Regions from separate parts of the Mus musculus genome. Here all the other regions are linked to region 1. A link is a loop called in an ENCODE intact Hi-C map of the cell type or tissue named here. Cell type or tissue: heart. All regions are shown on one strand. Links, peaks and the distances in the headings refer to the core of each region. The heading gives the core; the rest is flanking DNA.

What was found. Hi-C counts contacts between places; a loop is a spot of excess contacts. Peaks named below come from ENCODE experiments on the same cell type or tissue, not always from the same donor. Only the 100,000 strongest peaks of a DNase experiment are listed, where the experiment ranks them.
Region 2: a loop joins it to region 1, with 2.2 times the contacts of the local background. A loop is called at or near these places in 3 of 42 quality-filtered maps.
Region 3: it touches region 1 in a loop (1.8-fold over the local background); 3 of 42 quality-filtered maps call a loop at or near these places.
Region 4: a loop joins it to region 1, with 5 times the contacts of the local background. A loop is called at or near these places in 18 of 42 quality-filtered maps.

The regions. Positions count from the first base shown.
Region 1 is chr1:136,410,839-136,418,639 of GRCm38, forward strand. Ddx59 (DEAD box helicase 59) reads left to right here and starts at 4,433. Exons shown (of 8, transcript NM_026500.3): 1 at 4,433-4,585; 2 at 5,744-6,558. The coding sequence starts at 5,755. It overlaps 9230116N13Rik (RIKEN cDNA 9230116N13 gene), which reads right to left and starts at 4,681. Exons shown (of 3, transcript NR_024328.1): 1 at 4,011-4,681; 2 at 2,326-2,839; 3 at 1,078-1,989. In heart, for the core only: a CTCF peak has its summit at 3,626 (motif pointing left); a DNase peak (open chromatin) is centred at 4,433; H3K4me3 peaks cover 1,424 bases; H3K27ac peaks cover 1,367 bases.
Region 2 is chr1:136,301,097-136,308,897 of GRCm38, forward strand. Camsap2 (calmodulin regulated spectrin-associated protein family, member 2) reads right to left here. Exons shown (of 18, transcript NM_001347109.1): 3 at 3,199-3,360. Among named protein-coding and RNA genes, the nearest start is that of Camsap2, 41 kb to the right of the region's middle. In heart, for the core only: a CTCF peak has its summit at 5,540 (motif pointing right); no DNase peak of the experiment used is centred there.
Region 3 is chr1:136,309,832-136,317,632 of GRCm38, forward strand. The region is part of intron 2 of Camsap2 (calmodulin regulated spectrin-associated protein family, member 2); the gene reads right to left. Among named protein-coding and RNA genes, the nearest start is that of Camsap2, 32 kb to the right of the region's middle. In heart, for the core only: no CTCF peak of the experiment used is centred there; no DNase peak of the experiment used is centred there.
Region 4 is chr1:136,342,898-136,350,698 of GRCm38, forward strand. It overlaps Camsap2 (calmodulin regulated spectrin-associated protein family, member 2), which reads right to left and starts at 3,207. Exons shown (of 18, transcript NM_001347109.1): 1 at 2,402-3,207. The coding sequence starts at 2,540. In heart, for the core only: a CTCF peak has its summit at 3,326; a DNase peak (open chromatin) is centred at 3,224; H3K4me3 peaks cover 2,869 bases; H3K27ac peaks cover 2,423 bases.

The DNA of each region.
Region 1 (7,801 bases), core at 2,004-6,003:
CACCCACAGTGGGCTGGGCCATCTCACATCAATCATTACTCAAGATGATGCCCTAACCGGCAGCCTACAAGCCAGTCTGATGTAGGCCATTCCTCAATAGAGGTTCCTCATCCCTAGCAACTCTAGTTCGTCATGAGGTAATAAAAGCAACCAGCACAGCATTGTAGTCTAATGAATGTAGGACACAGACCTTGGATTGTGTGACCATGGAAAGTTGTGTACATACTAGAACCCGTTTCTTCATTAGTACGTTGGGGATAAAATTTCTACTTTATAGTATTATACTGAAAATTAAACATGACAATGTACGTTAAATTTCTTGATGATGCCTAGGTAGAGAGAGTTCTTCAGTGAAGACCTGGACAGCCCTGGAAAATGAGCTCCTGTTTTAAAGTCGGTTGAACATGCAGTAGAGTGATATAAAATTATTTCTCCTGCTTGGGTATGGAGCATGGCAGGAGCGGGTGACTGCACTCTTGAGAATGCATTCAAATCTAAAATCCTAAAATATATATACATTAACGTTTAAGTTGCTTTTCTAATACTGATCTTCAAGTTTATAAAAGTAAAGGGCTAGAACAGACCTACCATCTTTATGGAAAGCGGCTGATCTATTTTTAACCATTGATGGACTTGAGGCAAACAGATGAACAGATCTGAAGATCAATATTAAAAAAGAGGTTTGCCCTATTAAATTCCTCCTCCTCTTCTTCCTCCTCCACAGCTTGGCCTCAAATTCTTGACCCCTGCCCTGCGCTTTACCCTCCTGAGTGCTGGGATCATGGTGGTGTGCTGTCAGACCTAGCCATCATTTTTCAACATTCACCATTCTATAGAAATACTGTGTTTCCAAACACCATCATCACATTGAGGCACTGAAAAAGGACAAACTGATTCTAAGAGCTGTACTGAAGATTAATTAAAGATAATTAAGAAACTCCTAGAGAAAGTCAAAGTGGGGGAACATGTTCTTCCAGCTAGCAAAACCTGTAATAATGCTATAGTAATAAGACAGGGTGGTAATGGCATCGGGAGAGATGACCTAGAGGAGAATAATGAGCCCTGAAACATTCTAGTGCATTTTGAAACATTGATACATCCCAGATGTAACATTGACAGTCATTTGAAAAAAGATCCTAGTTAATAACTACTATTCAGACAACTACCTTCTTGCCAACTGAAGTCCAAATCCTCTCCATTCTAATCAAGAAGTCGATCCTTACTTCATAGCAAACACAAACTAATTCCAACGTGGAGCCATGATTTAACTATAAACAAGAAAACCAAAACTTCCCAAAAATCCTAAGAAAAGAAATCTTCATTTTAGGATATGCAAGGCTTTTTGGACATCAAAGTTGCTAGCTACAGAAGAAGAGACAGACAAACCTAAGTACATTAAACTTGTTAAGTTTTACTCATCAAAAGACTCCATAAAGGAAGCAGGAAGAGAACCCAGAGTGGAGAAACAGGCCTGGCATCCCAGTGTTTAGAGTTTCAATCCAGCCTGGGCTGGGGAGGGAGAGTCTGCCTTGGACTACAACTGGCAAATTTTAAATAGAGACTGAATCACAGCCATAGTATTGCTTCAATGTTAAATTACCTAAATTTGAGCATTGTTCTGTGGATACGTGAAAGAACAGCTTTGCCTTTGGATGCTATAATGTATTCTCACACTGTTCAACAACACAAATCCTGTTCCAAGCATACGAACTGAGCCCATGTGAGGAACATGGATGCTTCATTCGTCAAAACTTTTCAGAGTCTGATTCTTTTCAAAGTCAACTTTAAAACTGAAAACATAGGGGCTGGAGAAGATGTTTCAGTGATTAAGAACACTGGCTCCTCTTCAAGGCCCACGTTCCATTCCCAGCACCCACATGGTAGCTCACAACCTTCTGTAACTCCAGTTGTAGGGGTTCTAACATCCTCTTCTGGCCTCTGTGGGCACTGTATACATATGGTTTACAGACATACACGCAAATAAAATACCTATAAACAAAACATAAAATAAGAATTATTATTTTTATTGAAAATAATTTTTCATACCATATACTGTGATCTTGGTCTCCCCTCTCTCAGATCCTCCCAGATCCTTCCCAACTCCCCACCCACCAACCATATCCCTTTCTTTCTCTCTTTCTTTTCAGAAACAAATAGGCAAACAAACCAGAATTTTTAAAAAAGAAAGAAAAAAGGGAACACAGACACACAAAACCCAAAACCTATAATAACACAAAACTAGAAACTGTAATATATAAGCAAAAGACTAGTTAGACATAAAATGCAGAAACAAAGTAATATGAGACAAAATGTCTACAAAAATACCATTGATCTGGTCATCCACTGCTGGGCATGGGATGGCTGTTAAGGGTGGCTGGCTTGTACACCCTGTGAGACTCCAGTGGAGAAAGTTATTTTTTTCTTTGCAAGCAGGTATCAGTTGGAGACAGCTTCTTAGGAATAGGAGCTCATGTCTTCTTGCTTCTCTGTTCTAGGACTCCATCTGTCTTGAACCTATTCAGGCCCTGAGCATCCTATTTCTAGGAGTTCATATATGTGTGTCAGTGCTGTTGTGTCTGGAAGACACTGTTTTCCTAGGGTCATCTCTGGTTCTTACAATCTTTCTGTCTCTTCTCCCTGGCTCTCTGAACCCTGAGAAGAGGGGTTTGATGGAGATTGAGTCTCTGTCTCTGTCTCGCTCTCTCTGGAGAAAACTTTATCTGATGATGGCAGAATGAGGCACTGATCTATGTGGAATGCACAACATAGCAGGAACAAGAGATGCTGCCTCACCGAGGCAGAGAGAACTGGCTTCCCAACGTTGTGCTCTGACCTTCATCTGCAAGTAACAAATACAATTTTAAAAAATTTTAGAGAGAAAGTCAAAGCTGAACACCTCTAAATCCTCTGACCTTACAGTGCACCTCCGAGGGACAAAGGGGATTCTCTATTGGAGGCAACGACAGTGATCTGGGGGCCTTGTTTACAATTACCAGGGGTGTGGCCTGGCTTTGTAGGGGCAGGAGTTTATATGATTGGAAGAGACTTAAATAAAAAGATACAATCTGGCCATGTGGCACATGCCAGTTAACTCCAGCACTTGGAAGGTGGAAGCGGAAGATCAGAAGTTCAGGGCCATACTCTGGTACATAATGAGTCTAACGCCAGACATGAGACCCTTTCTTAGAAGACCAAAATAAGAAAAAATAATAAAGTTATGAATATACATTAAGTTCAAAAGTATTTATTTATATTGGGAATAGGCAAATTACATGTCAGCAAACTCAGGTAAGAGTGCAAGTTTATAACCTTCAAACTCAGAAAAATGCACACATTTACTGTATGTCCTATAGACAAAGGATGTAACGTGATCCCATATTCACATGTGTTATGAAACTAAGTACAGTCTTGACAGGAACAGTATCCCATTTATCTGACCAGTAAAGTTAATTTCTATAGTACATTTCAGTGAATCATAGAAAAAAAAGTTAATAGAGGAAATACTGGGGCTGGAGAGGTGGCTCAGCGGTTAGGAGCACTGACTGCTCTTCCAGAGGTCCTGAGTCCAAATCCCAGCAACCACATGGTGTCTCACAACCATCTGTAATGAGATCTGACGCCCTCTTCTGGTGTGTCTGAAGACTGCTACAGTGCACTCATATAAATAAAATAAATCTTTTTTTTAAAGCAAATACTGGAAGGCTACACATACATAAATATATATGGTATGCATTATTTTTATAACGCTCAAAAGGTAAACAAAACATTGTCAGCCAAATGTATCTACCAAAAATGGCAAGCTGAACACACACCCACACACCATAACGAAGCAAGTAGAATCCGATACAGAAATGCTTTAGCGTTTATTAATTTACTAATGCCAACATAAAAGTCAGAGTTTTGTTTTATTAGTATTTTCACACTTAACGTAGCTGGTAAATTAATTTTGTATGCATCAAATATTGGGTCGAAATGTATCTTTCAAAAAAAAATAACACCCAAAACCTCACCTCTATTTCCCTGCTTCTCCTGTCCAACTTCCTCCCCACCCCAACAGAAGTGCAAGTCCTGGGACCTGTCAGGCTGTTCCAGAAGTTGGCAAAGTGAAGGCCACCCGTTGGAACTAGGGAGACTTTGAAGGTTGGTTTTAGTTTTGGTTTACACAGCGCGGGGCGGAGTGCTGCATCTATGAATATTTGGCATATTAACTACGCCATATCAAGTTGCTCGGATTCTCGAGTTATTCTCAGTATCTGACAGGAGGTTTTCCTGGCCCACTCAAACTTCCCACTTTCTAAGCGTGGAGGGCCCCGCCCTTCCTGGCAATCCTTTCTCACCAGCCTACTCCATGCTAGAGCCTTCCAAAAGGATTCCCACATCTGCCCGCTACCCTGTGCACCGCCCTCCGCAGCGCGTCACCGCGAGGGCGTGGCCAGATGAAGCTCCGCCTCCCGCTGTGCGCAGGCGCGGGGCCCTCAAACCCTGGCTGGGATTGCGGAGCTTCCCGGCTACTCGGCCGGAAACTCGGCCCTGCGCCTGGACCGGAGCGGCCCGAGCGGGAACGGACGCGGCCCGGTCCGCGCGGGTGAGCGTGCGCCGCCCTGGCAGCTCGGGCCTCGGGCCTCCGGCTCCCGCTCCTGTGCTCCGGCGTAACCTGCGTGCTGGACGGCGGCTGCGGACTAAGTCACGCCGCTCGCCGGGGTCCTCGTGACGTGCGCGTGCCTGGAGCGCGGGCCCGCGGGCGGGTGGGGAGGGCGGGAATGCGCGGGATGCGGGCGTTGCCTGGAGCCGGAGGAGGAGGTTGTCGGCTCTGCCGCCCCGAGCGCCCCACCCATTCCCGCTCCTCAGAAGCTTCAGGCGGTTTGGGTGCCATGTTTTTTGTTGGTTTTTTTTTTTTTTAATAGAAAATGGGTACTAGCGATTTCTTAAGTTTTGTTTTGTTTTTGAGAAAATTAAGTTTATTTCATGGTCCCAAAATGTTAAACATTCTTTCCCCAATCACTAATTTGTTCTCCAGAGCAGGAATACTTGGTTTCTAACACTTAGGAATTGTTATTTGAATAAATAAACTTAATTCCTAGGTGGCTGGAGTTTTCATCTGCTTCTGTGTGTGTGTATATATCAGTGTTTTTCTTTGGAATGTGGAACTCAGACTCTCACTTGCTAGCAAAGCACTCTACCACTGAAGTACATTCCCAATCATTCAATATACATGTATCGATTATGCTACCTGATATGTATATCATGTAAATATATACATATATGAACTTAGGGTTGCAGTGACCTACTTTCCCAGGTTGTGAAGATTAGCAAAAAACGACGGAGAATGAGCACTCTTATGTATATAAATATAATTGCATTTTCCCCTTTTGAACTGTTGTTTTGATTTTTTTAAGATTCTTAATTGTGAAGTATCTTCTTGTGTGAAAATGCAATTGAAGGATATGCTGTAGAATTTCTATAATACCTGCTCCATAATAGTACAAGTGATGGGTCAACAGAAACAGGTGGCGTGCACAGCAAGGTTGTGGGGAACCGTAGGCAGTGTTTCATAGGGCAGTGTCTGAGGAAAAAGACTGTATCCCTTCCCCCAGAGGAAATTGATAAGTGGAAGTTGGCTTAAGTAGGGACATGACGGCTTCACTATTGCCCTGAGTAAAATTCTCTGACACAACATCGTATGGGCTAACATGGGAGCTTAATTGAGGGTAAAATATATCTCATGGTGCAATTTCCTCAACAGAATGTTGAAGAATGTTTGTTCCAAGATCTTTGAAAATCAAGAGGAGTTCTAATGATGACCTCAAAAGCGGTGAAGCTAAAAAAAGCAAGCCAGAAGCAGGAGGCCTTCAGGTGGAGGGAGACAGAGATACTCCGGTCCACACATCAGTCACTGAGGAAGCTGTCACAGCAGACAAGCCCGGCCATGCATCAAGCACCAACAGTCCTTCTTGCCAGTTGGCTGAGGTTTCTTCCACAGGACCTGATGAGGGTGTGAAGGACAGCCACCCATCTGAAGAGCCTGTAAAGTCGTTTTCTAAAACCCAGCGGTGGCCAGAGCCTGGGGAGCCTGTATGTGTCGTCTGCGGTCGTTATGGAGAGTATATCTGTGACAAGACGGACGAAGACGTGTGTAGCTTGGAGTGCAAAGCGAAGCATCTGCTACAAGTTAAGGAAGGGGAAGGATCATTAAGACCCAGCAGCCCACAGAGAGTGGCTGCCGAGCCAGAGTCCCCACTGGATGCCTTTTATGTCTACAAAGAGCACCCCTTTATTGTGACCCTCAAGGAGGACCAGATTGAAACCCTTAAACAGCAGCTAGGAATCTCAGTTCAAGGACAAGACGTTGCCAGGCCCATTATCGACTTCGAGCACTGTGGCTTCCCTGAGACCTTAAATCAGAACTTGAAGAAATCAGGCTACGAAGTGCCAACCCCCATCCAGATGCAGATGATTCCTGTGGGGCTCCTGGGAAGGGACATTCTGGCCAGCGCTGACACTGGCTCAGGGAAAACAGCTGCTTTTCTCCTGCCTGTTATTATCCGAGCTTTCTCTGAGGTAATTTACCAATCTGACATGTCTTCCTCTCTGAAACAGACGCGGGATTTACCGAGTTTCATTGTGTGTAACTGATAAACTTGCACGCTGCTGCTTAGCATTTGCGAATTAAGTCACCAAGGTGCCGGTGACTTTGCTTTGTTTCGTGTGTGAAAACATCACTTCAAAGAATATTCCTTTTATTGCTGAACCAAAGATCTCTCTTCCTGGCAGGTCTAAAAATTAATTTCCTTACAAGACATTTTATTTTTAGCAGCTTTTCTATAAAAGAACAAAGTTTTGATCTGCAGGCAAAACCCTGCTTACCAGATGGATGAGCCGTAGCTTATGTCAGCTAAGCCTCTCGGGGTTTGGAGGAACGGGCATAGCATATTAAAGTTATAATGCAGTTGCAGCATGTCACGGTATATTCTTTTTTTTAAAGTATTGATTTAGTTATTTAGTTATATGAGTTGAATGCTCTATTTGCATGTATGCCTGCATGACAGAAGAGGGCATCACATCCTCTTATAGATGATTGTGAGCCACCTGTGTGGTTGCTACGACTTGATCTCAGGACCTTTGGAAGAGCAGCCAGTGCTCTTAACTGCTGAGCCATCTCTCCAGCCCCTAAAGTATATTCTTATTTTTTAATATATATATATATATAATTTTATTTTTGGCTTTTTGAGACAGGGTTTCTCTGTGTAGCCCTGGCTGTCCTGGAACTCACTCTGTAGACCAGGCTGGCCTTGAACTCAGAAATCCACCTGCCTCTGCCTCCCAAGTGCTGGGATTAAAGGCATGAGCCACCACTGCCTGGCAGTATATTCTTAAGTGTAACCCGCAGTTCATCTTTAAATAGTACTGCTGGGCCTGATGGTTGTAGGGTTGTAGACAGCCTAGGCTATACATAGTAAGACCCCCGTCTTAAGCAAAACAAAATGAGAAATAGTGAATAAAGCATTTTCACACACAATTTCACAAATACTGAATGTTTATTTTCCTCGTACATGCCAAGTGTCATCGTCTGAAATGGTTTGGAACCAGAAGGATTTCAGATTTGGGAGTTTTTCTAATTATAGAACATTTGCATAGACTTCACTGGCTGAGCATCCCTGGTTCAGAAATTCAAAATACAAAGTGTTCCAGACTCTGAATCTCTAGAAACAAAAATGATAATTTCAGTTACGTGTACGGGTGTTTTCCTGACCATATGTCAGCGTGCCCCATATGTGCCTGTGTCCTTGGAGGCTAGAACAGG
Region 2 (7,801 bases), core at 3,688-7,687, 110 kb before region 1:
GAACAAGCAGGTGCTGCTGATTTTGACAAAACAGAATTCAAACCAAAACTTTTTTTGAGGGGGGGTCACTTCAAACTGGTTAAAGAAACAAGAGGAAGTTACATAGGTGCATGCAATTTCATAAAACAAATATTAGTAGATGAATGAAAAGCCACAAATTAACTCAGCACAGCAGTGGTTGACTTCAGTACCTACTTTCACCAACAGACAGGTTATCTTGGCAAAAAGAAACATCTGAATGATGTTCCACAGATCACATGGATTTGAGATGTATATTCAGAATATTCCATGCATACGTGGCAAAGTATATATATTTTTCTAGCAGTCCATGGGATTTTCTTTTAAAATGCATCATACATCAGGACAGAGAACAAATCAACAAATATCTGAAAACTGAAATAATTTCTTGTATTCTACCTTATCACAATGTACTAAGGCTATGAGCCCTACAGCCCCTAGAGCTCATGGAGAGATTAAGCCAAACAGAACTGACTGAGGAAGGAGACCTAAAAGAAACCAAGGGGAAAAAAAGCCTAGAACCAAATGACAATGAATTAAACATACCCAAATCTACAGAAAGCAGTGACCGCAGTCGGTGGGGGGGGGGGGGGAGTGGGGGGGGTGATTTATGTCTCCAAGTCAGAGAGATCACAAATAAATGTCTTAATGATATTCCTTAAATCTCTGGAAAAAGAAAGACAAGCCACATGCTAACTCAGTATTTGGGCAGATACCAGTAATATCAGCGCAGGAGGAAAGAAATGAAAACACCAAACAAAAAGAACAAAGATCAAGGAAGCGCAGAGTTGGTCATTGGAAGGATAAACAAGACAAACTCAGCCAAACTAACCAAGAGGAAGAGAAGACACAAATTAATAAAACTAGAGATGAAAAGGGAGACATTGTAACAGATGCCAATGGAATTCAGAAAACCCTTAGGTCTTATCTAAAACCATGTTCTCATTAAACTGAAATCTAAAATAAATGGATGAATTTCTAGGTGCACATGACCTACCAAAATCAAATCAGAATGAGATAAACAATTATAAAAGAGCTAACAGTGGTGAGGCTGAAGCAGCAGTGAAAAATATCTCAGATTAAAAAATATATATATAGTCCAGGCCCAGATGGATTCACTGTTGATACTTATCAGAGTCTCAGAAAAGAAGCAAACTTAATACTTCTCAAACTACTCCATAAAACAGAAAAGGAAGAAACACGGCTAAACTCTTTTTACAAAGCTAATATTACTCTGACATTCAAAACAGACAACAGATACAACAACAGAAAAGAAAATTACAAACCAAACTCCTGATGAATATAGTTACAAAAATTCTCAACAAAATATTTGCAAACTCAGCTCAAGAACATTAAAAAAGATCATAACTATGATCAAGATGGCTTTATTCCAGAGATACGTAGATGGATCAATATAGGTAAATTAATAAATGTTATGAATTACATAAATGGACTCAAGGACTGAATTACATGGTCATCTCCACAGGTTCCGAAAAAGCTTTTGAGGAAATCCAACAGCTGTCCACATTACCAGCGGGGCTTGAGAGAGGGGGCTATGGAACTACAGAGTTCTCAAAAGAAGAAGTATAAATGGTTATAGACATTTTTGAAGGTGTTCAATATCATTGGCCATGTGCACGCCATGGGTGGGCTCCCTGTGGTGCTGGAGTTAATTTTCTCCTCCTCCAGGAGCATTTACTGAGGCAGTAGTGCTTCCACTTAGGCATACGGCCACCCCAGCCACAGGCACTGGCCAAAGTTTACATTACAGGCATGAATTCCCTCCTCCTATGAGTAGGCATCAAATCCGATCCATGAGAGGTTCTGTCAGCCCCATGACTGCCATGCCACTATTGCACCCGTGGGCATACCTGCCTGGCAGGTCACCTGTCAAACTGCCTTTTAAATACTTAGGTTTATTCTCACAGGTTTATGCTGATTTCCACCTTGGTCAGAGATGCTCCTTTCTGTGTGGGCAGCATTGAAGCAGAGACTGGAGTTAATAAGTGATTGTTGTGTGTTCATCCCTAAATGGAACATCTCTTTAACTCCCTGCCCCAAAAGGTTCAGGGAACATCTCAGAAAGTGGGACAGAAACAAGAGCTGGAAGAGGGCAAGACCGCTGTGAAATGCTGCCGTCTGGGTGTGATACGGCCACAGTACTCAGGACCTCACAGGACCCGTCACTGCTTCCAAGCATTGAGACTACAACTAAGCTGCCAGTTCTTTGCAGCTTCAGAAGATCTGAGCTGTGGATTGATGTTTATGCAGCAAGTGTTGTACGTCCTAAGCCATCTACCTCTCCAGCCCAGTCTAGCCTATGACAAGCTCATGCAAGCAAAGGAAGCCCAGACATCTCAAGATGTGATTTCACATTTGTTCAGTGCCTGTCCACAGATGTAGTTTAATTTTCTCTGCAATGACAACTGAATGAAAGTAGAGCCACCTGCATCTGGTGGCACAAGCCTGTAATCCCAGCACCTGGGAGACAGGGGCAAGAGGATCTCTACAAACTTCAGGTCAGTTAGGTGCACACAGTGAGACCTTACCTCAAAACAGAATGCATGGATGTGGGTCAAGAAGAATTAAATACTCAAAAAACAAGGAGAGCAATAAATTAAGAACGTAACCAGTTCAAAGCACAGACCATAAAAATCTCCAAGAAAATGAATCCACGATCAATATGATTTTGTCTAATTTGGTTAAACAAATCTAAGACTCTCCCAATCCGAAATGTGTGAGAATTATGCCAGCCAAGAGTAGTTCCTGCTCACTATGTGGCCTATTGTGAGTGCAGTGCCCTGAGTTTTGTAATAATCTGATACAAGCTTGATTAGCCCTGAGTAGCCATTATTAAGAATAAGTAAAACTACAGATACTCGTAGATATATAGAACTGCTTTATCATTGCAACACTTTCATTTAAGACCAGGTCTCAGTACGGCCCAATCCGGCCTTGAACTCAATGACTCTCCCACTTCAGCCTCACAGGCGATGAGGGTACAGATCTGAGCCACCACCGTGTTCAGCTTTTATATTTTTAAAAGTAAAATATTTCAAGTAAATCGCACAACTTTAGCTTATACTTTGATTTAAGACAAAGAGCCAGACAGGAACAATGTGCAACCAAGGATTTCAGTTTTCTGTTCTTAGAACCATATCCAATCAAGTACATGCCTACCTTATTCATCCAGTACATGACAGCATCCTCAATATCATAGGGCAGATCTGTGGCTTGAAAAAAAGCTGAATACTGTTGAGCACATGCAATTACTTTTTCTATGCTGATCATCTCTACAGTGTAAGCCATCATTAGAGTATCAATCATAGCCAAATGTGCACTCTGAAAATAGAAAAGCACAAACAATTTCAAGGTTACACTTAGAAATTGCTTCATTGTAAAATATTAGCATTTTCTTAAAAACAATAGTAAAGCCAGACTACAGACAGGTGTTAAGATAGCACAAAGCATGCTAAGAAAACCAACAGGACCAGACTCATTTGATTACTCACTGAAGATCTATGTTAAGATGCTCAGTATCTATTCAAAGCCTCTTCTCCTCTTTTCTCTCTTTAACATTATAATCAATCACTCGTGTATCACCTGCAATGAAGTTTACAAACCCCAGCATCATCTCTGATAACCCTCATTTTCAAACCCATGTAGTATAATTTTAAAGTTCGAACTTTAAAAGTACACCTTCAATTCAGACTACAAAGTTCCACTTCTGAATAAGCAACAACATAAATAAAAAATGTGTAACTGATTCTCTTGCTTCCAAATTCTTTCTCATCTAACTAACTCCCTATGGCAAGGACTTCCAGCAATTCCATAGGCCTTTTTATCCTTCTTTTTTTAAATATATGAATCTGTTATATGATGGTTTTTAAAACTACCAATACTACAAAAGCATATAAATGAGGACTCTTCTACTTCCCAGTGGTGCCTTCGGTTCGGTTTGTATTCTTAAAAAATTAAGGTTAATATATACTAGCTGAGTATCATGCTCACAATGTCTCTTATCTTTGGCTTTACAAACAGTGCTGCAGCACTGTCCTCTATGGGATAATTACTTCCAGTGGGGCTACTGGGTCCAATCTGTTTATGTTCTGGTAGAAAAGTTACACCAGACTTACATCCCACTAAGAATGTTATCATCATATTTCTACATTTTTAATATTTACTTTCTCCATCTACATGAAAGGCTAAGAAACTCTCCCACTTGTCTGACTCTATAATTATCTGATTGTTGCTGGGCATGCTTTTATATGGTTAGCAACTATCTGCATTTCGTCTTCAAGAATGCCCATTATATCTTTTGTGTGTTTTTTCCTTTGGGACATTATCTTTCTCATTCATTTGTAAAGAGTTCATCATATACTGGGTACAACGTTGTTAACTCCAAAAAGAAATCACTTTAGCATTTTATATCAAAAGTGAAATATAAATGTCCCACAATGAGTAATTGTGGTTAGATTTGGCTACTTTACAGTATATGAAATGTATATAATAAAACTAGTAAAAAATAAAACATGCAATAATGTTCTCTATATTAATATGTCATATATATGAAATGGGAAATGAAAACCAATGAATAAAATTACCTTATACAGCATGCAAAACCACACATTAAATCTACAGTTTATGTCAAGAGTTGGGATACTAAACACAAAGTATAATTACTTAAGTAGTTTTTTTAAATTTATTTATTTTATTTGTATTAGTACACTGTAGCTGTCTTCAGAAACACCAGATTCCTTTACAGATGGTTATGAGCCACCATGTGGTTGCTGGGATTTGAACTCAGGACCTCTGGAAGAGCAGTCAGTGCTCTTAACCGCTGAGCCATCTCTCCAGCACCCTTAAGTAGTTTTAAAACAGTCCAATTCCGGGCTCACAACCATCCGTAATGAGATCTGACTCCCTCTTCTGGAGGGTCTGGGGACAGTTACAGTGTACTTACATGTAATAAATAAATAAATAAATCTTTAAAAAAAAAAACAAAAAAAAAACAGTCCAATTCCCTGATAGAAGAAACTAAGAAGAAACAGCATTTTTCATACTTTTACTTTATGAGGTGGGGTAAGTTATGAATAATGTAACACAAAGTATACATATATATATATGACAAAGAAAAGATCACATTTTAAAAAAACCCTCAAGGCCAAAAGTAGAGCTTTTATGGTCTCAAGTAAAGGACACTTAGTTTGTTATCTAAACACATTAGTCAGACTGATACCAACAGTTAGCGCTGTTCCAAACCATGCTCTGTTCAGCTCGTACTGTTTACTGCTTTCTGGAGTCTCAGTAAACTCATTTAATATAACAGCCTTTGAATTAAGCACTACTATAAGTATTTTACAGGGGAAAAAAAACCCTATGTAATGGATCTGTAGTTACACAACAGGCAGGCAAAGCAGGCAGAACACAACCACACACCATTCTTACAGACTCAATGCCAACCTAGACTTCCAGTAGACTCCCAGCACTACAGAATAAGCCAAGTTCCCTCCTGGGGACACTAGGTGGCAGAGTGAAATACAGTATTTAGGAGTAAGAGCAAAAAATACTGGTTATGAAAAACAAAAACAAACTCAGATGCTAGGCAGTGGTGGCGCACGCCTTTAATCCCAGCACTTGGGAGGCAGAGGCAGGCGGATTTCTGAGTTTGAGGCCAGCCTGGTCTACAGAGTGAGTTCCAGGACAGCCAGGGCTATACAGAGAAACCCTGTCTCAAAAAACCAAAACCCAACAAACTCAGGCAAGCTCCACGTGCATCTTACTAAAAGGGAAAAGGATGCTGGGCTCCACAGTTCTTGATTTTGGTGAAAGCTGAAGTATCACCCAAAGGCCAACAGCAGGCTCTGTAGCTGCATTACAAGGAGTGGATTTTTATTACCTTCAACTAGTAAGAGTCTAGGCAAAAATAAGTTACACATTATGTGTGAGAAATGAAGAGCTTTGGGGCTGGAGAGACAGTCCAGTGAGTAAGAGCTGTTGGTGTGTATGCACAGGGATCTGAATTTGAATCCACATCACCCACGTAAGAAGCTAGACATGACCACACACCCAAAAACCCCAGCATTGGGAGAATGGAGACAGGCAGGTCCTGTCTGGAACAGCTAGCTTGCTTCCAGTTCAGTAAAAGACCCTGTCTCTAGGGAATATGGTAGAGTGTGTCCTCTGGTTTCCAGACTTACACTCACGAGTACAAACACCCACATACTTACTTGTGCCATACACATGCATAACACATATCCTTGAAAAGTCAGAAATGAAGAGTTTCTAAGTGTTGTAAGAAGTGTCAAGGCTACATAACTAAGAGAGAAATTCCTAACATCAACACTGGTCTCAATCCCATACAGTGCCTATACCTACTAAGCCCAAGCCCTTTAAAGGGGCAGAGGAGGAAACTAAGGCTTAGATTATAAACAGGAAGTACTTGAGTCATTCTACTGAAATGGCACATATAGACTTTCTTTTAAAGAGTTAATCCCAATTTGTAATTAATACTTCACATATATTAAAGGTTTGCTATCATGGTTCATACTTAACCTTAAATGGTAAATGAAAAATGTTTAATGTGGCTATTCTAGATAGACATATAAAGAAACTGTGTACCAGCAGTCAAATTAATACAGCATGTAGTTTAAAAGGCAGTAAGTTTAAAAAGCATCTTTTCTAAATATGACCAACGTCATCAAAAGATGATAAAATTTCTGGTCTTAAATCCTAGGTTAATTAAATGAGCTCCAACAAATCCCTAGTGCTATTGTGCTCCGATGCCCTAAGCTGCCAATCAGGTAGTGGGAGCAGTGTAGCATAGTTTGTACACCAAACACTAAAGGACTTGCTGAGAAAGGTGAGATGCACCGCACATCCCAGAGCACAGATGAAGAGCAGTGCAGGTTCAAAGCTAGACTGAGCTACACAGAGCCCTGTCTCAAAAAGCCCAGGGATGTCGTTCAGCGTACACTTGCTTAGTATGACCGAGGCCCTGGATTCAATCTCCAGGACTGAAAAACAAGTAATGTAGTACATATCAAGAATAGTGCTTGTGGTGATCTGAATGAAAACAGCCCCCACTACAGGAATGGCACTATCAGGAGGTGTGGCCTTGTTAGAAATGTGTCACTGGGGTAGGGCTTTGAGGCTTCAGATGCTCAAGCCAGGCTCAGAGACACTCTCTTCCTGCTGCCTGCCAACCCAGATGTAGAACTCTCAGCTCCCTCTCCAGCACCATGTCTGCCTGTGCACCACCATACTTTTCACCATAACAATCATGGACTCTCTGAACTGTCAGCCAGCCCCAATTAAATGTTTTCCTTTATACGGGTTCCCATGGTCATGGTGTCTCTTCATAGTAATGAAACCCTAACTAAGACACTGTTAGGACATATTTTTAAAAGACATTATGCCATGACCAGCTGATTTTTTAAAAATGAGAAATACAATGGTTCAATATGTGCAGCCAATAAACAGCACACAGACAGACAGGAGCAGAAACCGCATAATCATCTCAATAGATGCAAAAGGAAGTCTTTTGACAAAATTCAACATCCCTTTATGACAACAACGAAGCTAAGCTAGAAGGGTCACACTTCCACATAATACAGGTGTGGAGGACAGAGTGACAGCCAGATCAGAACTAATGAGGAAAACCTGAAAGCTTATTATTCCCTGAAATAACTGAAAGCTTAGCCAAAGCAGTATGTCAGTCAAGAAACAAATAAGAGGGATGGAACCAGGAGAGGAAGAGATCAAACATCCCTGTAGGAATGGT
Region 3 (7,801 bases), core at 256-4,255, 100 kb before region 1:
TAATAAGTATGAATAGCACATACATACATGAAAATGTGTCCAACATCTTTAGCCATTAGGAAAATGAAAATCAAGGTACAGCAATAGTCCATTTCATCCAAGGCAGGATAAGTAACATCAAAAATCAAGTGTAGCAAGGCCATGGAGGGTGTGTGGAAGGAGGGAACTCATACCACATTGGTAAGAATGTGAACTAGTTCTAGCTACTATAAAAATTCAGTTTGGAGATATCTCAGTTACTATTCTATTGCTGTGAAGAGACACTATTACCAAGGCAACTCATAGCAGAAAGCATTTTCTTGGGGGCTTGCTTATAATTTCAGAGGGAGAGTCCATGACCACATGGAGGAGAGTGTGGTAGCAGACAAGCAGGCATGGCACCAGAGCAGTAGTTGAGAGCTCACATCCTGATACATAGGCAGGAAGAATAAACAAGAGTGAGACTGGCTGGACCTGGCTGGCTTTGGAAACATCAAAGCCCACCCTCAGTGGCACCTCCAAAGTTTTCCCAGAGAGTCCCACTCAATGTGGACCAAGCACAAGCCTACAGGCACCATTCTCACTCAAACCGCCACAGAAGGTTCCTCAACAATGAAAACTAGATCCCACACCACTTTGGGGTATACCAAAAAGACTCAAGAGTCACTTTCCTATGGAGGTGCTGTCATACCTACTCACAACAGTCACATTACAGAACTGGCCTGGGGCGAACCAATGGATCAAGAAAAATGTACACACACACACATTTTATTCAAGCATAAAGAATGAATTGTCATTTGTAAGAAAACTGGAAACATAAACAGTAAAAAGGGAACCATTAGAATGTAGACAGGGGAGGGTAGGGTGACGGGATGGCTTGGGGAAGCTGATCTAAGTACATTATATGTATGTAAGAATAGAGAATGTCATAATGAAAACCCACTGCTTTGTACAATTAATCTAAGCTAATTTTAAAAGAAAAGTGTTAGAGGTTATAGAAGGTGTCAGAATAAAAATGAACTGTAAACTCTCAGGGGGAAAAAAGCCACACTCCTGTGGAAAATTCTACAACGATGACTAACAAATCTGTAATTGTGAGAAGTTATAATGCTACAAATCTGGAGCCAAATTATTTTGGACTGTCATTAGCTCCTTTTCTAACCTTCCTTTCTCTTTGTTGGAGAAAACCACCTTGTAGTTATACATGAAACTAACTCACAAGCTAACAATGTGTTTAGATAACTAAAACTTTCCCCCATTTTGCTATTACCTGTCTACCTACTATACATGGTAAATGCTGCGATTTATGACTTCTTTTTTGTTTTATAGGAATAAATTTCATGAAACTATTTCCACAATAAAACATGTTAGTTATGGCAACCCGAGTCTATGTTCTTAGGCCTTAGTCACTCAGACCTTGCTTAGGACAAACACTTGTTCCTTATGTGAGATGACACTAGTTTCCTCTGACAGGATAGATGGACAGATGGATGCCAGCAGACTGTGTGAGCAGAGAGGGTCTCAGGTCTAACTATAAGAGCGGTCACTCTCAAATAAACGAATCCTTTAAACATTAAGCTGTTTTCATTGTATGTTATGTAGGTGACTCATAAGATATTTGAATCATTTCTAAATAAGCTAAAACACTGAAACGTCAGTGGAAAATATACTTAGGAGTACATTTGCCAAGTATGCCTGGCTTCTTAAACTCTGCAAAGAAGACAAGCTTGGGAGCTACAAATAAAATACTATACTTTTATAGTATGTTATGTGTTCATAACCTCGGACATACAGTCCAGTGTTTAATTAAACCCAAGTGCCTCTCTCTCCAGGAGGAGACCCAGGTTGTCTACACGGCTACATGGTTCCCCGTAGAGAAGCAATCGCTCTGAAAAGGATCGCCTTTACCTTTGGCAATGAGCCTAGGAAAACAAGCATTTGCTGAAGTAAGTTCTTATGATTTGTGATATCTTTTTACTAGGCTTTAACTTTCATTACTTAATGAAGAACTAAATTTTTTTCTTGAATTTATTTGTTTTTTTTTTAGTCTATTTGTGTTTCATTTTGTGAGATGGGTCTTGTTGAGTATCCCAGGCTGGCCTAGTACTGAGGATGCCTCCAGAATGCCAGGATTACAGGCTCGGGTCACCACCAAAGTCTTTCCATTATCCCTCTGATTACATGGCTGACTGTCCTGACAATTTATTACTTTAATGAGCACCCAAGACAGTTGCTGTCCGAGAAGAAAGGGTTTTCTTTGGCTCACAGTTCTGAAGGTTTTGGTCCACCATTGGCCTATGGCACTGGCAGCAAGTCATGGCAGGAGCTGTGACAGAGCACCCTCACCCTCATGGCAGGAGAGTGGAGGAGGCTACTGGAGTTTTACTGTTCCCTCCCAATGACTTGAAAACCCCTCTCAACACTGTCACCTTAGGGATCACTTTTAACACACAGACCTCTTGGGGTCATTCAATGTCCAAACCATTCACAACTGTTTTTCCCAAAAATCTATAAAGCTGCTTTGATGAAAGTGCTTTAAAACTGCTAGACAATTTTAGCTAACTTCCTCGGGGTTAGAGTTCTGAAATGTCTTCTTTAAAGCACACATTTGTATTAACGCTCAGAACCTCAAACAATGTATTTTGATCCTATTTCTCCCCACCTCCTCCCCGATGCAGCCTCACCTCCCCCAATTCCTTTGTGTCCTCTTAACAATTTTCCCTTTTAATTTAATAACGTACCTCCAATGTGTGAATTAGGCCTTTCTGACCTAGAAGTAACTTAGATGTTTACAGGTGACCGCCCATCTTATCCACAGAGACCTATGAGGTAGCATGCTCTCAAGGCATACTGCAGACCTTTCACTGATGTGAATATGTGAAAGATTACCTGACAATTCCTAAAGTTTGCAGGCATGGGGCTGTCAATCACAAGTGGGTGTATACTATGAAAATAACTGACTAGTCTTGTCAATTACTAGGCTTTTATCAGAATTTATTCAAACTACTCCTTTTATTATCCATTCTCTTCCCTGCTGAATGTATTTTCACAATCAAATTCAGGAAGAACTATACAAAGTACTCGCAAACACTTGCTTCACAACCAATAGCTAGAGTGAGCAGCTATCCAACTCAGCTCAAGGCATCCTTTAGTCCACTACGCAACTTTAGTAACAATCTCAATGGAACAGTTTGTTCACTCTGTATAGATGGTCTCTCACCCTCTACTTTAAACACTCTGGTTCCATATAGGCATGGGTACTAGAAGACAAACTGATCCAGACTACATAGTGGCTAAATAGAAAATATCTGTGTCCCAATACTACATACTGCATCTGAATAAACTTCAGTAAGGAAGTGGGCTAAACAGATGCAACCAGGCTCACCTAGTTGCCCATACACACTGAGACTCATGACCCAAAGCCAGTAAGAAAGTTGCTTTGTTATGCTCTGTACCGGCTAGTTTTGTGTCAACTTGACACAGCTGGAGTTATCAAAGAGAAAGGAGCTTCAGTTGAGGAAATGCCTCCATGAGATCCAACTGTAAGGCATTTTCTCAATTAGTGATCAAGGTGGGAGGGCCCCTTGTGGGTGGGACCATCCCTGGGCTTGCAGTCTTGGTTCTATAAGAGAGCAGGCTGAGCAAGCCAGGGGAAGCAAGCCAGTAAAGAACATCCCTCCATGGCCTCTGCATCAGCTCCTGCTTCCTGACCTGCTTGAGTTCCAGTCCTGACTTCCTTTAGTGACGAACAGCAATGTGCATAGTAAGCTGAATAAACCCTTTCCTCCCCAAGTGCTTCTTGGTTATGATGTTTGTGCAGGAATAGAGACCCTGACTAAGACATACTCTTACTAGTCTTTCTTTTTGTTAACATTAGTTCCTTTTAAACGTTTGCATCCCTATTCCCTCTCAAAACTCTGCAGAAGTAAAGCCACTAAAAGCCATGCTGGCCCAGCCCTGCAGGTGACAGTGGATGTCTATGGGAAAGGAAAACCACTGGACGGAACAGTGAACGCCGGGCAGACCCAATCTGTAAACTACTACTCCTGAACCCTCCTGCTTCCTGAACATGATCGGAGGGAGTTTTGCTGCTGGTGTCTACTCAAAAATCACTTCCCCTGAATGTGAGCCATTTAATAGAACAGCTCAGCACCAAGGCTCAATCAAAATTATTGATCAGTGATTCTTCACCAAAAGAAGGAAAGGTGAAAGTTGTCAGTCATAATGGTGTCATTTCTGTCAAGCCCTAATAAACAAAAACAAGTGTAAGGAGATAAAGGAGGAAGGAAGGAAGGGATAAGGTTGAGAGAGCTTTCTCACACATATACACACACTTCCACTAGAACTACTGCCACTGAAGAGCCACAAAGGGACACTGCAACCTCTCTCCTCTCTCTCTCACCATCTCTCTTTCTCCCTCCCTGCCACCCCCACTGAATGAATGAATGGAATTATTCACATATGTGTGTATGTGTTTGTGTGTGTGTGTGCATGTGTATACATGTGTGTGTATGTATGGAAGGGAGGCTAACATATCAGGACCAGACAAGGTAACATCTAAGATTGTTAATATTTGAAAAACAGTTCACCTATTAACAAGATAAGTAAAGAAACCCACGTGATCATCTCAACAAAAGGAAAAACACTTGAAAAAAAAACCATTTACTTATGATTCATATACACAAACTTCTTAGCAAACTGCAAAAAGAAAGGACATATTCAAAAGTCCTACAGACAGTATTATTCTTTGTTGGTTTTTCTTTAGTGTACAAGTGGGGGCTAGCTGTGTGCCTGTGTGAAAAGCTGTTTTGAGTGTATAGGGAAATGTAAAGAAACTGAAATAACAATTTTGACAGAGAATAACAAAGGTGAATGGTTTGCATTACAGACTGCAAGACTCTCTGGACAAACTGATACAGGATAGTATCAGCCTGGGCTAGAGACCTGTCACTCCAAAAAATAAAACAATAAAGTGTAGCACACAGAATGACTATCAGAGCCTAGGAGGAATGTCGGGAGGGAAAATAGAAGAGATCTACTGGGGACAGAGGCTCATGTGGATAAAAGGAAAAACTCCATGTTCTATAGCACAATGAACTAACTGATTGACTATGAGTATTTCTAGACAGCTAGTAGAAGGGGATTGTTAAATTCTTAATCGAGTTAGGATCACAAGAACCCATGAAAATGACAGATGGTTGTGGATGCATGTCTATAATTCTAGCCTTAGAAAGTAGGAACAGAAAAAATCCCCAGAGCAAGCAATCTATAAGGCCAGCCCAGAGATCTCTGGGTTTAACTGAGAGATCTGCCTTATTGAAGACAGTGGAAGAGTGGCGATTCCTATCCACCTCAGGCCTCCACATGTAAACGCATCCTCTGGTACTCACCCACATATATACAGATATGAACACACACATTACACACACATACTAAAAAAGAAGTGTGTGTATGTGTGTGTGTGTGTGGGGGGGGCAGGGGAGTCAGGAAAGGGATGTTAATTTTCCTACCATAAAGGAATGACGAATGTCTGGAGCAACAGGTATGCAATTACTATGAACCTGTAATTATACATTGTGTTTATATATCGAAATGGCATGCTTATCCCACAAATATGTACAGGTACTATGTATTGATTCAGAACAATTTTTCAAATGTGAATAAACATTTAATTTCTCATCATAAAATTTCAAATAAAAAATATCTCAAAGTAATCTAAAAGTTTCTCAAGGAACATTTTTATAGGTTTACAGTCAGTTTGGTTTTATGTTTGCAATGTTGACAGAAGCTTATTATAGAGGAATACAGTCTAAGTAAGAAATAAAATCTAAAAATACTCTTTAGACTTAGTTTTAATCATTTAATAATTAAGACTTTAAGGAATTAATGAAATTCCAATGAACCAATCAGATATGTTAACATGTTAACAGGAAAAACTAACCATCAAGACCATGAGCCAGGGGCTCCATTAAAAGCTCCTGAGAGTAAATTGCATTTAACAAGTCGCAGCTTAAGTGAAGAGAGTGTGTTTTCAAGAATATACTCAAATGAGCTGAACAGGCTTCTGTTTATGACAGCGTACACACAGCAGCTCAGGAGCGTCCAGCGCTGCTCAGCTAACTGCTGCTACCTGGGCCCTCAGCGGAAAATGGCACCCACGTTCTCTCCCTGCACAAGATGGCATGCCTACTGCATTGCAACCAGTTATGTATGTTGTATTTCTAAATGTCTGTTTTTTATAGTTTTCCAAATTTGTAAGTTTTCCAAGAATACTTGCTTCTAAGCCAAAAACTGTGCCTCAAACTTCAAAATCTAAAACAAGTTCCAAAGGTACACTAAACTGTTTTTTATTATCTCAAAATCAGCACCCGAGAAAGCTGCGTGAACCTGCAGAAACTCTGAGGGGAAGCTTGCCCCATAATCTTTTCCAGGTGGCTGTGTGGCATCAGCTTTATCAGAAGACAAGATGGAGTGACACTGTGACATCACTGTGGCTGTCTCCTAATAGCCTAGCAAGTAGAGAGGCTTGTCTCCCAAGAGCTCTGTGTGCAAAGGAGGCCTGAAGGATCACTAGACACTGACTTCAGAGCTACAGAGACAAACAGCAACAGGGAGCTGTTGAGGTCTGAATGAAAATGGCCCAACAGGTGCACAGGGAGTGGCACTGAAAGGGTTAAAAAATGTGGCCTTGTTGGAGTGGGTGTGGCTTTCTTAGAGGAAGCTTGTCACTAGGGGTAGGCTTTGAGGTTTTAAAAGCCCAGGCCATGCCCAGCATCTTACTCTCAGTGCTGCCTGCCAATGCAGATGTAGAACTCTCAGCTCCTTGTCCAGCACCACATCTTCACACTACCATGCTTTCTGCCATGACAGTAACTGTCTAAACTATAAACTTGTAAGCCAGCCCCAATTAAATGTTTTCTTTTATAGGAGTTGCTGTGGTCATAGCATCTCTTCACAAGAACAGAAACCCTAACAAAGACAGGGGCTCTAATCCTTTACCTCAGCAAACCAGAAACCTTTGAGCTCTGAGCCCAAGCCTAACAGAGCACAGCAAGACTGCATCCTTTTGTTTGTTTGTTGGAAAAGTGATATGATCTTGCCAAATGTATTTAATTCTTAAAAACTCACTAATATATCAAATGTTTGCTGATTTTGCATCTCCTTGGCTAGGCTCTAAGAACATGGTGATAATCAGGACCCGCAGGCCCTGTCTTCACAGAAGGGGTTCTGCGTAAAAGCAGTTCGGGGTTACTCAGCGGGGTGGGACGACTGCGGAGAAACTTTACTTTAGCTTCATTCTATAGGAATAAGATGAAATCTACTAGGGATCTTACCTTTTTAAACAATTTTTTAAGTTAAAAAAAGAGGGCATACAGAACTCTCCTGGTCTATGGGAAACACGTATGCATATGGTGCAGATATACAAGCAGGAGAAACACCCACATACATGAAATAACAAAATAACAATTTTTAAGAGTAAAAAGCTGGGCACAGTCACAGGGATCTGTAATCCCAGCTCAAGGGGAACAGAGGCAGGCCAAGTTCTGGGCACCTGCTTGCCAGCCAGCGGTTCTATGAATGACTCCACCTCCAAAGAGAAAGGACATCATGATACTGACTTCTGACTTCCACATGAGGCCAAAGGAGTCACAGACACGGACAGACACAGACTCACATGGGGTAAGGGGCTAAGAGTAAACAATATCTCATCCTAGAGTCCAAAATAGTAAAACTAAGGGGCTAACTTCTAATTTTTAACTACCAATTAACTAATTAAAGGTGACATACTGGTTGTTTTTTTTTCCCTAGTCCTGTCCCTTTT
Region 4 (7,801 bases), core at 1,245-5,244, 69 kb before region 1:
GGAGCACGGACACACTCGCACGCACACAGAATATATAAATAATACATAAGACAACAAACTATTTCTAACAACAACATTATCCTAAAAAGCTGGGTTAACATTTTGAATAAAACAATTTGAAATACTTGTTTATTAACTTTGTTGTGTGTATGTGGCAAATAAAAATCCATCAAAAAATATATTTTAAAAAAGCTTAACCTTTTTTTCTATTTACTCTATGTAAATAATACGTAAGTTTATGTTACATGTTTTAAAGATTGCCAAAGGGTGCTGGAGGGAATGCTCAGTGGTTAAGAACACTGACTACTCTCACAGAGGACCAGGGCTCAATTCACAGCATCCACATGGCAGCTCACAACTGTACCGTCCGGTCCAGGAGATCCCACACCCTCCCTCAGACACACATACAAGGCAAAACACCAATACACATAAAATAAAAGTAAATCATTTAAAAAAAAAAAAAAGACTATCAGTAAAGCAAAGCAAACGTGGAACATGGTGGCATACATTTCTAATCCTAGCACTAAGGCAGAGGATTGCTTTGAGTTTGAGGCCAGTTTGGACTTTATATCAAGTACCAGGTCAGCTGAACACACAAGTGAGACCCTCTCAGAAAACAGACGCGCGCGCGCACACACGCACACACACATGCACACACACACACACACACACACACAGCCATTTTAAAGACTGTTTCAATTTGTAAGTCACTCTCTTGAGGACTTACTTAGATCTTTTCTCCAGGCCAATTGCTGCCCTGGCTCCCTCCTGCTTTAATGCAAAGCACACTGCCATCAGAGTGGATCCTAACTTAAAACAATGCCAAGGGCCACAGAGGGCCTGGAAGAAGTCGGATCCCACTGACAGTACACACCTTTACTTTCTTTCTTCTCAAGTGTGTTCAAGCACACCAGACTCCAGTGACCAGCCTGACACACATCCAGAAAGCAGGGCGTTTCTGCTCAGAAGCCTCTGTGAGAATGAACAGCAATACATTCACCTCTGCACTTTAAGCGCCCTCTCCGTCTCAGATGGTAAGAAAATGCCTTTGGGCTCCTCTGTCTTCCAGCTTCCACACAGGAAACCGTGTCAATTTCCCTGTTCTCTAGATACTTAGAGCGCCCCAGTTGTTCTCCAAATGGATAGTTAGGATACTGCTATCCTAATTCTTCATATCGAAATTTTAAAAAGTATTATCTGTGCTTCCTATTATTGTTTTCCATTTAAAATTTAAGCTAGTTCAAAAAACCATTCATTCCTGATGTCAGCTCTCTATCAAAGTATAGGAAAATAAAATTAAGACAGACATAAACATAAAAATTTCTTCTAAATGACTACAAATACTTTTACTGACGGGGGGGGGGGGGGAATTCATCTAGTCTTTAGCCTAGATATACAAGCTCTGTAAACACTTGCCTATGTATACAGTTAAACAATAAAGCTGGATTAAACCACTTAGCCACATATTTTCACAGTCCTAAAACAAGAAATCAGTCATCCCCCACAAACAACCCAGAGACAATTTTGCAAGCATGAAGGAACTTCTCTATTTTTTTTAAAGCATTCCACAACAAGGGCTCCTAAAGCAAGAGCTGAGGAATTACAGCAGGAGGTCCCTTTCCTGTTATTCTGCGAAGGCTGGGTCAGAGAGAGAGTGTTTAATTACTGCTGTACTACAGGATTTCTATGTCAACAACACATCCCTGCCCCAAGCCCCCCCAAAAAACCACTTCTACTTCAAAAAAGAAAAATTCAAAGGAAGGAGGGGTTGTTTATCTGATTTTATGACGTCAAAATACATTTGGAAAAGGAAATATGCCTCAGTGACATTAAGTGAAAAAGCACTATCCAGTCAGAAAACTAAAAGTGGTTTTAATGGGTGGCTTAACGAGAATTTGGAATGTGTATGAAAGGCTGTGAGAGGAGTAAGGAACGCCTACAAAAGATACTGCACTTCAACACTGACCACCTTTCATCCTACATAGCCTGACTAGCAACCACCATTACAAATGTCAAGATCAATATAGTACCCCACCTTCTTCCAGTAATAAGCTCAGATTTCTTGGTATGGTAACCACAATTATGACCGAAAGGGAAACGTATGCAAGATAATAAGGAAAACACCACACATTAGAGCCATTTTGGGAAAACACGATAATTTGCTCGCGGAATTTAGACACACGCTATTCAATAAAAGGAACCCGGTCAACCCCTCCCGCGTCAGTCAAGGGCACCTCATTTAAGACCAAACCTGCCTTCTTTCTTTCTCCTAGAGCTCGTCTCCCGTCATCTCCCTAAACCTGTACCGGAAGATACACATGGGGGAGGGGGCTGGAATCAGGAACAAAAACTGGGATGTGGACAGCATCGGGAGGAAGAGGAAAGGGACGACACCACTTACCTGTCCCAAAGGCTTTGGCCACCAGCCAGGCCAGATTGCAGGCGATTTTGGCCCTGGAGAAGTCATAGTGGTCAAAGGGTTTGATGGCTGGAACAATGAACGTCCTTCTCATCTCCCGCGGGTCTGCAGCATCCCCCATCTTTCACGGCGGCTGGTTGGGATGGAGGGACGACGGCCTTCACATGGTGTGGCGGAGAGAGGAGTTCAGATCGTCCGCGCCGGTCGCGGCCCTCCCGGGCGCCGGGCACGGAAAAGCTCAGCTGTGCTCGTCGCGAGTCCGCCGCCCGCGGGAGCCGCCGCGGCCCCGGGCATAGACGTGAGGCGGCACCCGGCCGCGCTCGCTCCGGCCCGGGTCTGCCCCTCCGCCTCCCCTTTGTCTCCGTTTAGTCACACGGGCTCGCAGGAGGGTGGCGGCTGAGAGGGCCCGGAATGCTCGGGCGGGGGCAGCCTGGACGATCACGTCGCGGACAGTGTCCCCGCCATGGCGGAGCGCGCACGCCCCGCCTCACTCACGGCCGCCCCTCGGGCCGCGGGACCCGCCGCGGAAAACGTCAGAATCGCTGCAGCGCGCGAGCCGCCCGCGGCCCGGCGCTTCTCCGGCGCTCCGATCGCCGCCGCCCGCCTCCTCGGCGCAGCTCAGGGCCAAGGCAGCGGCCTGGGGGAGGCCGCAAATCAAATCACGGGCCCTCGGCTCCTGCCTTATCGGGCTTGTCCTCGTATTTTCCGCTACCCCTCCCGTGGCCGGACGCCTCGCTCCCCTTCAGCCGCCGCCGCCGCCGTCGCTGCGGTTTTCCGGCTGCGGCACTGGATGGAAAGAGCAGATGGGAACACTGAGCATGCGCCTGGCGCGCCCGGCCCCGCCCCCGCCGCTGTCTTGCGCCGCCATGCGCACTGAGCATGCCCAGCCTCGCTGCCGCCCGCGATGGGCTCCGCGCCCCTATCCATTAATCAGCACAGTGCCCGCTGGATTGGACGTTCTGTACATCCGCAGCTTTGGGCTGCTGCCGCCGACACTGCTGGACGAGGGAAGGAAAGAAAGGGAGAGGAGAGGCTTTTCTCCTCCCGCTACACGTGGTTCAGCCAAGAGAATTGATATTTGTTTCAAATGCTGCTTATGTCACACGCGTATTGCTGAGAATTTGCCTTGCACACCCATTTAATCCTTGCAGTAACCCTGAGAGAGGTGATACAGCTGGTTGACCACGAAATTATGGAGGGATGCAGTAACTTAAGTCACCCATGGGGTTTAACCAGGGTTGAAGGTCAGGTTTAAACTCTCCAAAGCTGTATACATTTCACGTCATGACGTTTTAACTTGATACTCCCCACTTAAGTTTTCTAAGTGAAGGATCCGGTTTTTTGGTACCTTCTGTTTCCTCGTAGAAAGAAACATAAACCCTTCCACAAAGAACATCCACAATTATGATTTGTCGCAGTTCGTCTTGCCAGAACTCTCTCCGTTCCCCCACATGGGTATGCTTTCTCAGAGCTGTGCGCTGCCTGTCTCTGTGGTCTCTGTCCACAGTAGTCACTCCCTCCAGAAAGCCTTCCCTGATACTGCCAACTTCCCGTGCAGAACTGATTCCAGAGCAATGTATGTCCTTTATGTCATAACTTGTCACACTGCATTCCAACCACCAACTGTCTTTAGCTTTCAAGCTGACTTGCCTTGTCTCTGACACCTATATGATGCTAAACCTCACAGTAGTTGCTCTATCAATGTCTAGGGTCAAAGGGAGAATGTTACTGTAGTTAACACCGAGTTTGGTTAACTTTCTAATTCCCCACTTCTTGTTTTAACACATCTGATTTTAATTTATGTAATCCTGGGTGGTTTTCATTTTACAGATGAGAGAGCTAAGAGTCAGAAAAGCCTCTTAAATTGCAGATATAGTAAAGGCATAGTCACAGTCTGAACCCAGAACTATCTTACTTTGTACGACTAGGGCCTCCCTATTATCATCAGCCGTTAAGATGGGAGACATATGAAACATGAGGGGAGGCGTTTTGATCCCTACTATCGAAAAGGGCAGCTCCAGGAGCAAGCCCCTCCCTTTTGATTTCTGTTTAATCCCCAGAAACACTCCTCCTTGAACCCAATAAGGCATTACAGATAAGCCCCACTAACAATGCCAAGCAGGAAAAAAGGCACTAGAAATAATATGCCATTGGGTGATTGGCATATTTTTTTAGTAATTCAATTAATATTAATAGGGTTTTTCTCATGGGCAAGCCCCTTTGAAAAATTAATGTATTAACTGGTTTGTCAAAGCACATTCAAATGGTAACTAGTTTCCATATTTATTTGATGAACTAAGCACTAATTGTCTTCCTGTTCTAGATGTAGGACTGAGGATCATAGAGACCAGGTGCCGTGACCAAGATTTCTCCTTCCATTTGTATTGGAGTCTGGCTTCAAACTCAAACCCAGGTCTTCTGTCTCCACTCCTTGGGTACTCTTCTGGGTTCCTGCTCCCTCTCTGAATAGGGGCTAGCACATATACAAATAAAGAGAACATATCATAAATATGGTACATGCTGTAAAAGACAAAAAAAATAATCACAGCAAAAATATATGGGTAGGGATACTTGGAAGATGTCTTAGAGACTGCTGTCCAATATAATGTTCTTGAATCCAACTTCAACAGGATTCCAGCACATACATACCAAGTTAAGAGAAATCTATGGGCTAGAAAAATTAGAAAGTGATACTGAAATATTATGTCTGTTATGTGAATCCACAAGCAAATGCAAGATTCTCGAAGGCAGCAATCAGGCTTTGTGTTACCTGTGCTCTAGCCCAGCACTGTGCTCAGGCAGCATTCTCCACAAATATGTGTCAAATCTCATTGAAAACTGTTTCAACCTCAATAGACTACATGAGGAAGAGAAGAGACAAAGGCAGTTGCTCTGGCTTGTCCCTTGATAGGACGACACAACGGTGAAGCTTTAGTGAGGATAGCATTACTATGACCCCAATTGGGAAGGAGTGTGTTTAGCAATGAGGAGGGAGGGCAGCTTGGGAACAATGAGCAGCTTTTACTCTGAGGGAGGCTGTGAAACAACTTGGGGTCATAGTTGGAGCCTGTTATTAACAGGGAAACACCCTGAGTACAAAGAGGGAGGATTCATTTTCAGGGCGGCAGACACTCTAATAGGGTGTTCTTTGTGACACCTTCAGAATGATCCCTTTTAAGGCTAGAAGTCTCTGTGGACTATCGCTGTCGAGAAGAAATGTTCTCCTCTACCTTCTGAAGACAACTGACTTTGTTTGAAGCAAAAACCAAAGCCAGGCGATTCTTTGGGCCTGCTCTTCCAGCTGCACAGATGCCTTCTGCTTTTTACCTCCAGGTCTGGGGTGTCAGTCCTCCTAGGCTCTGATTCCCATGCACACACAGCTCCCTTCTCTATCTTGCTCCCTTCCCAGTTTCCTGGAAATCCTGAAACGCCAAGCAGACTTCTTTCCTTGTAGTCATCATCAAGCTCTGTCTTTGAATAGATGTAGAAGTGTATTCATTCACTCATCAGCCCCTACTGATGGAGCTCCCAAGTGCTGAGGAGTCCATATTGAACAAGACAGCTGAAGAAGCGGCTTCCTAAACTGGGCACGCTGGCACAGGCTCACAATTCCAGCACTGCACTTAGGAGATTAAGACAGAAAGACCAGGAGTTCAATACCATCCTAGGCTACATAACAAGTACAAGACCAGCCTGAGCTACATGAGACCCATCTCAGAAACAAGAAAAACAAAAAGGAAAAGAAAGAAAACAAGGAGGAGACAATGACACCAAAATTTTTTGTTTGCTTGTTTTGGTTATTCAAGACAGGGTTTCTCTGTGTGGCTCTGCCTATTCCGGCACTCACTCTGTAGGCCAGACTGGCCTCGAACTCACAGAGATTTCCCCTGCCTTTGCTTCTTGAGTGCTGGATCTAAAGGCATGCACCACCACCACCTGGCTGACACCAAATTCTTAATGGAAACATGGAGCCTGTAGGATCTAACAGCCTGGCTTTCTTCATTGCCAGGTCTGTGTCACCAGAGGTTAACAGCCTTGTTATTTACCCCACAGAAAACCTCACTGTAGTCTCACTCAGTTGACTTCCTAGCACATAAGAAGCTCTGGATTTGACCTTCAGCATTGGATCTGGGGGAGCACAGCAGGAATCCCAGCCCTTGGGAAGTGTAGATAGGAAGATCAGGTGTTCAAGACTATCCTGGGAGAGGTATGAGGTTAAGACCAGCCAGGGTCACACAAGATCTTTCTCTTCAAAAAGAAAGGAGAGGGTGGGAGAGGGCAAGAAGGAGGGGAGAGGAAGAGTCAAAGAGACAGAGAGAGACAGAGAGGAGAGGGAGAAATATTTTAAATCATGAGAGAGAGAGAGAGAGAGAGAGAGAGAGAGAGAGAGATCTCAATCAGATCCATATATCCGTTCATAGTTACAGAGAAGCAGCTACTGGGCACGTGGATGCACCAGACTGGGCTCTACGTACATTAACTTATTTAATCTCATCACAGCCCTACTATCCCCATTAGGTAGATGAAACCACTGGGAAGGCTTAAGTCACTAGAAGACCTTAGGTTGTTGAAATTTAGGAGCTAGGTTATAAATAAACTGGATCATCTAGGTTAAGAATAGGGATTCTGTTAACTGAATACCACTCTGTAGTTGAAAAAAAAATGGGGCTGTTTTGTTGACATTCTGAATGCTTCTAAGTAAATACAATTTTTATTAAAAGAAAAAAAAAGAATAGGGATTAGAGATACAACTCAGTGGTAGATCACTCAATATGCACAGGCTCCTAGGTTCTACCACAAGCACACACACACACACACACACACACACACACACACACACACTAACCAAGTAAAGGGATGTGAGGGAATTCTTAGCTAATCGATGATATTAATGGGTTTAGTTGGCTGTTTAACTGCCTCTGAGAAGCCAGTGTGAGACAGAGGCATCTGCCATGCATCATCTCTAGATGCAGCTGTGGCTCTCATCTAAAGAACTAACAAACTTTTACAAGAATTACCTCATTAATCTTGACAACAGTTCTAGTGTGTGTGTGGAATGACAGGAACATACAGAGGCCACAGAACTTCCCAGAGCCACACCATGAATCAGTGTCTGCACAGAAGGGAGAAACCTACCTCCAGGTTCCCAGGTCCAGCACTGGAGTTCCACAGATCCTATAACAAATTATTTATTCCTTATGCAGACCAACTTCCCTGAGTCACTGGTAACAAGTCAAGCGACCATCATCTTTAAACACCATTGAAGGCAAGTAAGAGTGTTTGGGGGTAACTGGAACATTACTGGGCTACGAGTAAAGCCCCAGGCCAGCACTGCTCTTTATTTGTGCTGTGTGATTGCCCGAACAGTTCCTCTGCTTTCAG